4 separate regions of the Homo sapiens genome follow, and regions 1, 3 and 4 are each linked to region 2. Evidence: chromatin contacts called from ENCODE Hi-C or POLR2A ChIA-PET data. All regions are on one chromosome and are shown on one strand. The core of a region is the stretch at or near the end of the contact, and the rest is flanking DNA. Distances in the headings are between cores, read along the strand shown.

Region 1 (2,815 bases), core at 141-2,640, 410 kb after region 2:
TTTATTTCTATTTATTAATTATTATTATAATTATTGAAACAGAGTCTCACTGTGGTCCAGGCTGGAGTGCAGTTGCGTGATCTCAGCTCACTGCAACCTCCGACTCCCAGGTTCAAGTGATTCTCCTGCCTCAGTCTCCTGAGTGGCTGGGATTACAGGCCCATGCCACCACACCCGGCTAATTTTTGTATTTTTAGTAGAGACAAGGTTCCACCATGTTGGCCAGGCTGGTGTCCAACCTCTGACCTCAAGTGATCCACCCACCTCGGCCTCCCAAAGTGCTGGGATTATAGGCGTGAGCCACCGCACCGGCCACTTATTTATTTTTGAGACACAGTCTGGCTGTGTTGCCTAGGCTGTATCCTCCCACTTTAGCCTCCAAGAAGCTGGGGCTACAAGTGTCCACCACCACACCCAGTAATTTTTTTTTTTTTTTGAGACAGTCTCGCACTGTCACCTGGGCTGGAGTGCAGTGGTGCGATCTCGGCTCACTGCAAACTCTGCATCCCGGGTTCAAGCGATTCTCCTGCCTCAGCCTCCCGAGTAGCTGAGATTACAGGCGCCTGCCACTATGCCCAGCTAACTCTGTTTTGTTTTTGTTTTTGTTTTTGTTTTGTTTTTTCATTTTTAGCAGAGACGGGGTTTCACCATGTTGGCCAGGCTGGTCTCGAACTCCTGGGCTCAAGCGATCCTCCCGCCTCATCCTCCGAAAGTGCTGGGCTTACAGGCCTGAACCACAGCGCCCGGCCTCCACCCCTGTCAGAAGAACCCTCTGAAAATCGGTCCCACTCTACGGAGGAGTAGAGGGAGACTCGGAGAGGATACGGACCGTGCCCATGTTGCGGGGGTTCCCAGGGCGTGGGGTCAGGAGTTAGGGGTGTGCTTCTCTCCCGTCCCCTTGCTGCCGGGGTCTCAGGTCCGCTTTTCCCCGGGACCGGGCTCCCCCTACCTTCCGGGGCCAGGATGGTGAACACTGGATCCTCTGCCGGCGCACCCCGCACATCCTCCAGGATCTGCTCCACCGTGGGGGGCGCTGGGCGGGTGGGCAGCAGCACGCGCTTCTTTGCCTTGGAGCCCATCTCTGAAGGCGGGGAAGGGGGCGCTGACCGGGGCGTCCACCTCTCCGCCCTTGCCCGGGCTGCTCCTCCCGCCCAGCGAACTCGTACGCACCCGTCGCGGTCCCGCTCCCGGGGAAGCCCGCCCTGTCCCGCCCCTCTGAGCTCGCCCCAGGCCCTGACCCTCCCTCCGCCCAAAAACACGGTGGCCAAGGCTTCAGGGTCTGGCTCAACCTCTGCCTCAGTTTCCCCGCGGTCACCCCAGTCGCCGGCCTCTTCCCACCTGGGCGCGGGACCCGAAAGCCCAGCGTCGACGACGCAGCCACTTCCGATTCCGGTCGGAGCACCGCCCCGTCCCCGAACACGTGACACACACTTCCGGCCTCCTCTCCCGCCGGCCCGCCGCTCATCGCGGGGCTCCGCCCCGTCTTAAAGGGATAGTGCCCTTGAGACTCGGATCTCAGCCTCTCAGGCGAACCCGAACCTGGACGCGCTACGATGAGAGCGAGTTCGAGTCCAGGCTCCACTGGCTGGGTAGAAAAGCATCCGAGGCTCGTCTTTCTGAAAAGGGGAACACGGCACTAGGGGACACGCCACCCATGTGGCTGACGGGAGCACAAAATTGCTGTCCACCTAAGGGAGCCTGGTGGTGCATGAGCACTCGGCGGCCGGAACACAGCGGGGGCGGGGCGGTCGCGGCGCCTCCACTTCCGGCCAAGGCGGGTCCTCCCACCTCGGGGACGGTGCTGGAGGTCACCTTTTCCTCTCCGCTGATGCCTGGGAAGGCAGAAAGAGCAGAGGGCCCTTTTCCTCTCTCAGGGGCTTTATTGAGATGCAGTTTACATACCATAAAGTTCTCCTGTTTATTTCGTTTTGTTTTGTTTTTTTAGAGACAGAGTCTCACTGTGTCGCCCAGGCCGGAGTGCAGTGGCGTGATCTCAGCTCACTGCAACCTCCGCCTCCCGAGTTCAAGCAATTCTCCTGCCTCAGCCTCCCGAGTAGCTGGGACTACAGGCGCCCGCCACCACGTCCGTCAAAATTTTTTTTTGTATTTTAGTAGAGATGGGGCTTCACTGTGTTGCCCAGGCTGGTGTCAAACTCCTGAGCTCAGGCAATCCGCCCGCCTCAGCCTCCCAAAGTGCTGGGATTACGGGCGTGAGCCACCGCGCCCGGCCAAATTCGCCTGTTTAAACTGTAAATTCAGCCTGGGCGCGGTGGCTCATGCCTGTAATCCCAGCACTTTGGGAGGCCGAGGCGGGCAGATCACTTGAGGCCAGTTTGAGACCAGCCTGGCCAACATGGTGAGACCCCGTCTCTACTAAAAATACAAAAATTAGGCTGGGTGTGTTGGCTCACGCCTGTAATCCCAGCGCTTTGGGAGGCCGAGGTGGGTGGATCACGAGGTCAGGAGATCAAGACCATCCTGGCTAACATGGTGAAACCCTGTCTCTACTAAAAATACAAAAAGAAAAACAAAATTAACCAGGCATGGTGGCGGTTGCCTGTAGTCCCAGCTACTCAGGAGGCTGGGGCAGGAGAATGGCATGAACCCGAGAGGCAGAGCTTGCAGTGAGCCGAGATCGTGCCACTGCACTCCAGCCTGGGCGACAGAGCAAGACTCTGTCTCAAAAAAAAAAATATTGTTGAGAGAGAAGGAAGGAAGGAAGGGACAGAGAGAGGGAAAAGGAAAGAAAGAGAAAGAAAGGAAAGAAGGAAGGAGAAGAAAAAGGAAGGAAGGAGAGAGAGAAAGAAAAAAAAGA
Region 2 (2,868 bases), core at 1-2,500:
CCTGGGAAGCTTACAGGAGCCCGGTGTCCCGGAGCACAGGCCAGGGCCGGGCCAGAAGCCCATCCGACATCCAGCTGACCCTCACCCTCTGACCCCAGCCCTCAGCGCCATGAGTCGGGGGCAAAGAGTTCTCAAGGGTCTGCTGGGCTGGGTTTGCACTTGGACCTGGGCCTGGAGAGCCAGACTTGGAGCAAGGGGCTGTGGCCTTCATGTCCTGTGCCCCAGAGATCTGCCCCTCCCACCCGAGGTAGGTGGGAATGGGGTTTGGGAAAGGAAAGAGGTTGGGGTTTTGGGATTGGGGGTGGGGTTCTGGAAGGGGACAGCAGGGAGACTTGGGGAGGGGGGAGAGAGTTCACACTGCGGGGTGGGGGTTGGGGGAAGGTAGGAGGCTGGGATCTGTATGCCTGCAGATGCCCCAGCTCTTGGCCAATGCCGCCTCAGGCTGTTATCAGCAACGGGTGCCTGCGTCCTGCTGCCCAGCACGTCCGGTGGTCCAGAGTCACTGGAATGCAGCTTGGGAGGCGGGGCTGGGGACCTTAGCTAAGGGCAGGTCTGGGGCAACATGATATGGCCCACAGGGCTGCTGAGAGGTAACCAGGTGTCCTCAGCATATTCTGCCGATGGTGGGGTCCACACCACACTTTGGGGACCCCTGTGCAGGCAGCCCAGGACCAGGTGGACGTGGGGACCCAGACGGACGTGGGGACCCAGACGGACAGGGCCCGGTAACCTGGATTGTTCTGACTTCCTGGACGTCTTTGCCCCCAGGGTTTCGGTTCTGGGCCTCAGTTTCCCCACCTGTCCTCGACCTGACCCACTTCACGGGGCTGCAGGGCGGGTGATGGGGGGGACCCTACTCTGCCCGGCCCTGCTGGGGCCCGGCCACACCCTAGGGTCTGCAGGAGAGGCGGTGGAGCGGGCTTGCCTTCAGGGAAAAGGGGGCTGCAGGGGCGCAGCTTCGGCCTGTGCGTGTGTCTGGGGTCTGAGGGCGAGGCTCCAGGGGCTTGGTGGCGTCTGAGCGCGTGTGGAGGTCCGGGTCTCTGCGTGTCATCGTGCACGTGTCTGTGCACGCCCACTCGCGTCCGGGAGTGAGAGTCAGCGCCCTGCAGTCGGCCGCCCCGTGCCCGCCAGCGTCAGGCAGGGGCTCCCGGTCCCACCCCGCGAGCGGCGCGGCTCCGAGCTCCCGAAGGCGGAAGCGGGGGGCGCGGCCCGGGGCTGGGGGCGGGGCCTGCGACCTCACCTTCGCGCCCACTCCGCAGAGCCGCAGGCTGAGGCCGGGAAGGGTCGGGGGCGAGGCCGCGTCGCCGCCTCCCCGAAGCCTTTTCCTGTTGGGGGGAGGGCCCGCCAGTGACGGCCGGGCCTGTCACGTGGGCCTGACAGCTGGGGAGGGGGTGGCCGGCGACAATGTGGTCCCGAAGCGGCCAGCGCCGGGAGCTGCAGCGCTGAGACCCCCAGCCCGCCCCCTCGGGCTCCCGGCCGGGGCCCCATCATGTTCTCCAGGAAGAAACGAGAGCTCATGAAAACCCCTTCCATCTCGAAAAAGAACCGCGCGGGAAGCCCCAGCCCGCAGCCCTCGGGGGTGAGTGGAGCCCGGGTGAGACCCGGAGCTGACGCCGGGCCGCAGGGGGACAGGGACCCGCCCTGTGCTCGGGGCTCATGCTGGGGCGGCGGCTGGGGGCTCGTGCCAGCTACAGCCCCTACCGGGCGGGACGGCAGGGGCCACAGCAGAGAGGCCGGGACCCCGGCATTCAGCTCACGGTAGGGACCCTGGGAGTGGTGGCCGCCTCCCTCCACTCCATCCAGGGCTGGCCGCGGGGCCCAGGGAGCAGGAAGGGAGGGTGCCGGGTTGGGACGATGTTGTGTTTGGGCCGCTGCAGGTTGGGGGCTTAGGCAATCTGGGGGCTCTAGGGGCCGTTGAGATGGGAGGGCTGTGGCCTGGCCATTGGGCTGAAGGTTGACCGGGCAGCAGATCCTCTAATGGGATCCACCAGGTTCAGAGGTTGGGGAGTGTCCCCAGGCCTGGGGTGTCTACAAAGCTGGGGGGGGGGTCTACAGAGCTTGGGGGTCCGGGATGTCTACAAGGCCTGGGGCTGCCCATAGGCTCTGGGGTTCCATGGACCTTTAGGGGACAGACAGAGTCAGAAGTGTGTTCACTTAAAGCACCTGCGTTGTAGGAGCCTGAGGGGGGCTTGAAGGGCTGAGGACCCTCCCCACCCCCACCAGGAAGTGGGGACCCCCCTCCCGCGCCTCCCCGCAGGCCCCGCCCCGGCTGTGGTTTGGGCAAGGACCGTTGTTTGTGAAAGCTCTAGGGAAGAGGATGTTGGGTAACAGGTGGGGGGGTACACTACCAAATCTCGGCCCTGTGACCTCTGGCCTTTGACCCCTGTGGGGTCAGGGTGATGGTGGCCCTCCACAGCCCCACTTCATTTCTGGGGAAACTGAGGCCGTGTCCAGGCCGGAAAATCCCTTTAACGAGCTCCCCTCGGACCTGCCCAAGGAGCTGCCCAGGAAGGATGGGGCTGACGCGGTGTTCCCCGGACCAAGCCTGGAGCCGCCCGCTGGGTCCTCCGGCGTCAAGGCCACAGGGACCCTCAAGCGGCCCACCAGCCTGAGCCGCCACGCCAGCGCGGCTGGCTTCCCCCTGTCGGGTGCTGCCTCCTGGACACTGGGCCGGAGCCACCGGAGCCCACTGACAGCCGCCAGCCCGGGCGAGCTGCCCACCGAGGGTGCCGGCCCGGACGTCGTCGAGGACATCTCCCATCTGCTGGCGGACGTGGCCCGCTTCGCTGAGGGCCTTGAGAAACTTAAGGAGTGTGTGTTGCGTGACGGTGAGAGCCACGGGGACACCGAGGCCTGGGTGGAAGACAG
Region 3 (2,700 bases), core at 175-2,674, 290 kb after region 2:
TGTAAATAAAAATAAAAAACAAGTGAAAGGTGAACATTCTCAACTTGATAAAGGAAAAAAAATCAGTCGCTGAGGTTGCTGGGATCGACCGAAGACACAAACCTTCTATTCCCGCAAATGTGAGAAGGAAAAAGAAGTTAGAGCCGGCTTTGCTGTCGCCCCTTCCCCTTGAAGAGTCGGGGCCAGTGCGTGACGAATGCTGCTGTAAGTCTTTTAATTTTTTCCTTTTTTGAGACGAAGTCCCACTCTGTTGCCCAGGCTGGAGTGCAGTGGCGCGATCTCCCCTTACTGCAAGTTCCGCCTCCCGGGTTCAAGCGATTCTCCTGCCTCAGCCTCCTGAATAGTTGGGATTACAGGCATCGCCACCACGCCCGGCTAATTTTTCTATTTGTAGTAAAGACGGGGTTTCACCATGTTGGCAATGCTGGTCTCGATCTCCTGACCTCATGTGATCTGCCCGCCTCGGCCTCCTGCTGGGATTACAGGAGTGAGCCTGTATCTTTTTTATAGAGATGGGGTCTCGCCATGTTGCCCAGGCTGGTCTCCAATCCTTGGGCTTAAAGGATCTGCCAATTCGGCCTCCTTTGCTTTTAAAGAACTGTGGGGGCTGGCGAGGTGGCTCAGGCCTGTAATCCCAATACTTTGGGAGGCCGAGGCAGGCCGATCACCTGAGGTCAGGAGCTTGAGAGCAGCCTGATCAACATTTAGTATTCTCTACTAAAAATACAAAAATTAGCCGGGTGGGGTGGCGCGCACCTGTAATCCCAGCAGGAGGAGGCTGCAGTGAGCTGAGCTCGCGCCACTGCACTCCAGCCTGGGTGACAGAGCGAGACTCCGTCTGAAAAAAAATCAAAAACCGCTCAGGGAAAGGCCTGACACTGATGGAGCGACCGCTCCGGGGCTCCCGCCACCCGCGGCTGTTTCCGGTGCCCCCCGGGGTCTTGGGACCCTCCCAAGGTGGGTCCTGCTCTAGTTCAGAAGCTTATGACGCCTTTGCGGGGATGCCTGGCTTTGGGATCGGTTGGGATCTGCTGGAATTGGGTCCGTGGCGCGCAGCTCCCGGGCTGGGAGGTGCCGTAGGACCTGGAAGATTCTCGAAAGTTCTGGAAGGTTCTCTCAGGGATCGCCGCGGGCGGGGGAGCCTGTTTTCCCACCGAGACCCGCGAGGGCGGTGTCCGGGGTCTGACTGCAGGACAAAGGGCCGGGAGCGCGGGAGGGCGGCGCCCGGGAGCGGCCACACATGCCCCGCCAACCGGTCTCCTCAGGCAGCACTCCCGGGAAAAAGGGGTAGACGCGCGGCGGAAGGGGCGGGGCCGGCGCGCGGCCGTGGACGCCGGAGAGGGCGAGGCCGGCGCTCCTTGGGAGCGCGCGCGTCCCATTGGGCAGCGGGCGGAAGGGGGCGGAGCTTGGCGCCGCCGCGAGGCAAGCCCCGCCCCCGGCCCCGCGGGGAGCGGCGGCGGCGGCGGCGGCGGCGGTGGCGGAGGCGGTGAGCGCGGGCGGCGCGGACGGCAGCGGTTGGCGGGCGGGTCCTCCGCTGTTGCGGCCGCTGCGGCCTCCTTGCCCGGGCTTGGGGCGCCGCGCTGGGGAAAGCCGGGGGCCCGGTGAGCCCGCGGGATGCGTCCCCTCGGTTCCGCCGGGCGGGGCTGAGGCGAGGAGGCCGGGCCTGGGGGGAGGGGGGGCCCCGGCCTAGAGACTCCTCCGGGAGCGCCCGGTCCCTACCGCCGTGGGTCCCCCACTCTGCCCGGACCCCCTTTTCCGCCCCTGGCGCCGTGGGCCCCTCACTTTGCCTGGACTCCTTTTCCCGTCCCTGCCGCCCGGACCCCATCTCTTGCTTGGACCCGCTCCCCCATCCTTGCTGCCTGGACCCCTATCTCCTTCCCTGGATCCCCCTCACGTCTGCCGTGAACCCCATCTCTTGCCTGGACCCCCATCTGCTTCCCTGGATTCCCCACCCCCAACCGTGAAATCCCCCATCCCTGCCACCTGGACCCTCCGCTCCACCTCCTCCGTGAGCCCTCGTTCTTGCTCCCTGAGCCCCCCCGCTTCTGCTGTGACCCCCTTCTCTGTTGCCTGAATCCCCCGTTCCTGCAAGCCGCAACCCTTCCTCCGCCATGAAATCTTGTCCCTGCTGCCTGGACCCCTACTTCTGCTGCTGCTGTGATCCCCTCTCTTGCTGGAAACGCCACCCCTACCTCTGCTGGGAACCTCCTCTTCCCTGCTGCGGGGACGCCCCCCTCCGTTGTTGCTAAATTCCACCCCCACCCCCAAACCTCCTTTTCATTTCTGTCAACAGCCAAGCCAGTCCTTCCCATTGATGCTGTGAACGGTCTGCAGCTGTCCCCGTTCTTTCAGGGACATGGCAGCCAAAAGAGCAGTCGTTTTTCCGCTCTTATTTTTGTGTGTGTGCTGTGGTCAACTGTTAACTCCCCAAATTGGGGAGGGTTGTGAGCTTTGATTGTGTAAAATGCCTCTCCTGCCGAGGTCGGAGGCAGGTCTTCCGCACGGAGATGATTTATTCAGGAGCCTTTTAAAACTGATCTAGATAGAACCTTTGGGAGGGACTGTGCTGTATTTTATTTATGAAAAAATGCAGGCGCCTCCCTGGATACCGAGCCCCGTCGTTTCTGTTTGTCAGTCTGCTTTTTGGCATTGAGCATCTCAATGCAAGATTGTGGAATTAAACCATCTACTTGAGGCTAA
Region 4 (2,700 bases), core at 46-2,545, 340 kb after region 2:
GCTCACTGCAACCTCTACTTCCTGCCTTCAAGCATTTCTCCGGCCTTAGCTTCCCGAGTAGCTGGGATTACAGGCGCCCACCACCACGCCCGGCTAATTTTCTTTTGTATTTTTAGTAGAGACGGGGTTTCACTATATATGTTGGCTAGGCTGGTCTCGATCTCCTGACCTAAATTGATCCTCGGCCTCCCAAAGTGTTGGGATTATAGGCGTGCGCCACCTCACCCGGCCTTGTTCCTTGTATTTATTTAATTCTGTGATGATGAATAAACCAAACGATCAGGCTGTCAATGTGCTGTGAGATTAAGGAGAAAAGCAGTAGGCAGCACGTACCCGGTTTTACAAAACCCTGCGGGTCACCTGTTTACTACCGTCAGCCTAGACCGGTTTTTCCACCTCCTTCTGCTGACATTGGAGGACGGGTATCATTCTTTTTGGGGGGTCGTCGTGTGCACTGCAGGGTGCTGAGCGGCATGTCTGGTCTGGACCCACTCGATGCCAGCAGCACCCCGCACTCAAGTTGTGACAACCAAAACCGTGTTTTCAGACATTGCCAAGTTATCCCCTAGGGGGCAAAGTCACCCAGAAGAAGAACCACTGATGTATGCAATTAACAGATGCAACTAAAACAGTATTTGGCTATTAATAGTAATAGCACTTGGGGGGGGGGTCAATAATATCTTTTCATAGTCATTGAATTTAGTTAATTGTTTTGATTTGATTCCAGTTCAGCCCCGAACTGGGTGACCTTGGCCAAGTGACTCAGCCTCTCGGACCCTCGGGATCCTCTTCTGTGAAATGCGGACAGGGGAAGGAGCCTCGCGCGGGACGCTCACGTGCCGTTCCCGCTCCGTCCGCCCGCCTGGGGTGCGGGCGGGTACACTCCCACTCCCCGCAGCGCCCCACGCGGCTCCACCGCTTCCGAGTGAAGAGTTAAAGAGGAAGCGGCAGCCGCGCCTGCGCCCACAGTGCCTAGCCCGGAGCGCCGGTCTCGCAAGCGCGCACGCGCACGCAAGCCCGCACGCGCGCGCACGCACGCACGTGGCTCGGCCCGCGCGCATCCTCCCCTTGCAGGGGCGGGGCCAGCGCAGGGACTCCATTTCCCAGCGTGCCCCGCGGCAACGCCAGGAGCCTCCGAGGAGAAAGGAAAACGCGCGACGGCCCCGACTGCGGCGGCGCGAAATCCGCCTCAGGGACGCACGCACAGACGGAGTACCCCTGGACCCGCCCCCGGAGACCCCGTGCGGGAGCGCGCCCGGGCGTGCGCAGGGGCGGCGGCGCGGCGGCGCGGGGACGCGCGGTGACCGTTGGCGCCGAGGGGAGGAGGCAGCCGCCGCCGCCGCCGCCGCCGCCGCCGCCGCCGCCGCCGCCGTTGCGCAGATCCGGGCCGCGGCTGTGGGGAGGGCGACGGAGCGGGTGACCTTCCGGAGGCGGGAGCGAGCGAGGAGGCCCGGGAGCGCCGAGCGTCGCCGCCGCCGCCGCCATGAACAACTCGGGCGCCGACGAGATCGGGTGAGGACGAGCGGCGCGGGCCTGCGTCTCCGCCCCGAGCCCGGCCCGCCGCTCCCCGCCGCCCGGCCTCAGACGCCGCCCCCCGGGGCCGCCCCGTCAAGGTCACGCCGGCCGGGGGCGGACTCGGGACCCGGACTCGCCGCGGCTTCGCGCCGGGGGCCCTGGACGGGTGCCCGGGGTCTGGGGGGGTCCTGGCGCCCCCGCCGCCGCTTCCCGGCTTCCCGTCCTGGGGGATCCTGAAGGAGAGCCTGAGGGGTCCGGGGGGCCCCGCCGCCGCCTCCAGACTTCCTGGTCGGGGGAACCCCGAACGGCAACCTGGGGGGGTGTCCTGGGGCGCCCGTGCCGCCGCTTCCCGACTGCGCGTCCTGAGGGACCCCGAATGGGAGCCAGAGGGGTTCAGGGGCCCCCGCCGCCGCTTCCTGGTTGTGGCGGCCCCGAACGGGAACTTGGGGGGGTCTGGAGCGTCCCCGTTGCCGCCTGTAGGGCTTCCTGGCCTGGGGGACCCCGAATGAGAACCTGAGGGAGTCTGCGGGGAGTCCAGGGCGCCGTCGCCGCCGCCTCCCGGCTTCCTGGCCAGGGGGACCCCAAACTGTGGCGTGGGGGGTGGTCCGGGGCGCCCCCAGCGCGCGCCCAAACTTGGCGGGCGGCGCACGTGGCGAGCCGAGGCGAGGGTTCCGGTTCTGCCACCGCCCAACCTATCCCACTCGGGGCTCCGGGCTCCCCGCTCCCATCCCACCCCCCCAAAGTGGTAAGGTCGGGAGGGGTTCGCAAACCCAGGGCCCAGGGGGCTCGGGTCAGCCGGGGCCTGCTGTGTTTACGTTGCCTCGGCGCCTCCCCGCCGGGGGTGGGCTTGAGCTGCGGAAGGGAGAGTCAGCGCTTCCGAGGCGGCGACGGGCCCGCGGATCTTTGCTGCGCCGAGGCGTCCCCTCCTATAGGAGCCTGACCTGCTCCGGACCCCGCGGGGCCGGGAAACCTCATTTCGCTGTGCCCCAGGGCTCGGCGCCATTCTTTGGTAGGAGCGGCTCCTGCCGCAGCGACGTCGTTTTAGAGTTGCATTCTTCCGGCAAAACAGTCTGGGTTGGGTTTCCTAGTGGTCTGGTGTAAATTTCTCGGTGCCCTTAGCTTTGAGCAGCGCCCTGTGTTCTCAGCGCTGGGCTTGGCTAGTGCGGGAGCGGTTGCTGCTAGAGG

Evidence for each region. Hi-C counts contacts between places; a loop is a spot of excess contacts on that map. ChIA-PET counts read pairs that join two places held with the same protein, here RNA polymerase II (POLR2A). Pooled maps may share reads with other maps.
Region 1: a loop to region 2 is called in a pooled map, with 3 times the contacts of the local background. The contact joins the promoter of C19orf25 here to the promoter of ARHGAP45 in region 2. A Hi-C loop is called at or near these places in 1 of 50 pooled maps. POLR2A ChIA-PET finds 5 or more read pairs at or near these places in 2 of 52 experiments (HepG2 and K562).
Region 3: a pooled map shows a loop between it and region 2 (2.8-fold over the local background). The contact joins the promoter of PWWP3A here to the promoter of ARHGAP45 in region 2. A Hi-C loop is called at or near these places in 1 of 50 pooled maps. POLR2A ChIA-PET finds 5 or more read pairs at or near these places in 2 of 52 experiments (H1 and naive thymus-derived CD8-positive, alpha-beta T cell).
Region 4: a loop to region 2 is called in a pooled map, with 5 times the contacts of the local background. The contact joins the promoter of DAZAP1 here to the promoter of ARHGAP45 in region 2. A Hi-C loop is called at or near these places in 2 of 37 single-sample maps with no recorded cell type and 4 of 50 pooled maps. POLR2A ChIA-PET finds 5 or more read pairs at or near these places in 1 of 52 experiments (T-cell).

Annotation. Positions count from the first base shown.
Region 1 is chr19:1,477,825-1,480,639 of GRCh38, forward strand. It overlaps C19orf25 (chromosome 19 open reading frame 25), which reads right to left and starts at 1,391. Exons shown (of 3, transcript NM_152482.3): 1 at 1,339-1,391; 2 at 950-1,081. The coding sequence starts at 1,079. RefSeq lists enhancers at 576-1,076, 1,438-1,557 and a silencer at 1,168-1,217.
Region 2 is chr19:1,065,917-1,068,784 of GRCh38, forward strand. It overlaps ARHGAP45 (Rho GTPase activating protein 45), which reads left to right and starts at 1,251. Exons shown (of 23, transcript NM_012292.5): 1 at 1,251-1,579; 2 at 2,498-2,828. The coding sequence starts at 1,490. RefSeq lists an enhancer at 694-1,200 and silencers at 1,061-1,820, 2,131-2,370.
Region 3 is chr19:1,353,535-1,356,234 of GRCh38, forward strand. PWWP3A (PWWP domain containing 3A, DNA repair factor) reads left to right here and starts at 1,425. Exons shown (of 14, transcript NM_001369789.1): 1 at 1,425-1,601. RefSeq lists silencers at 1,084-1,183, 1,169-1,329, 1,214-1,503, 1,564-1,633 and an enhancer at 1,226-2,111.
Region 4 is chr19:1,406,291-1,408,990 of GRCh38, forward strand. It overlaps DAZAP1 (DAZ associated protein 1), which reads left to right and starts at 1,296. Exons shown (of 12, transcript NM_018959.4): 1 at 1,296-1,512. The coding sequence starts at 1,484. RefSeq lists silencers at 1,140-1,369, 1,510-1,719, 2,100-2,199.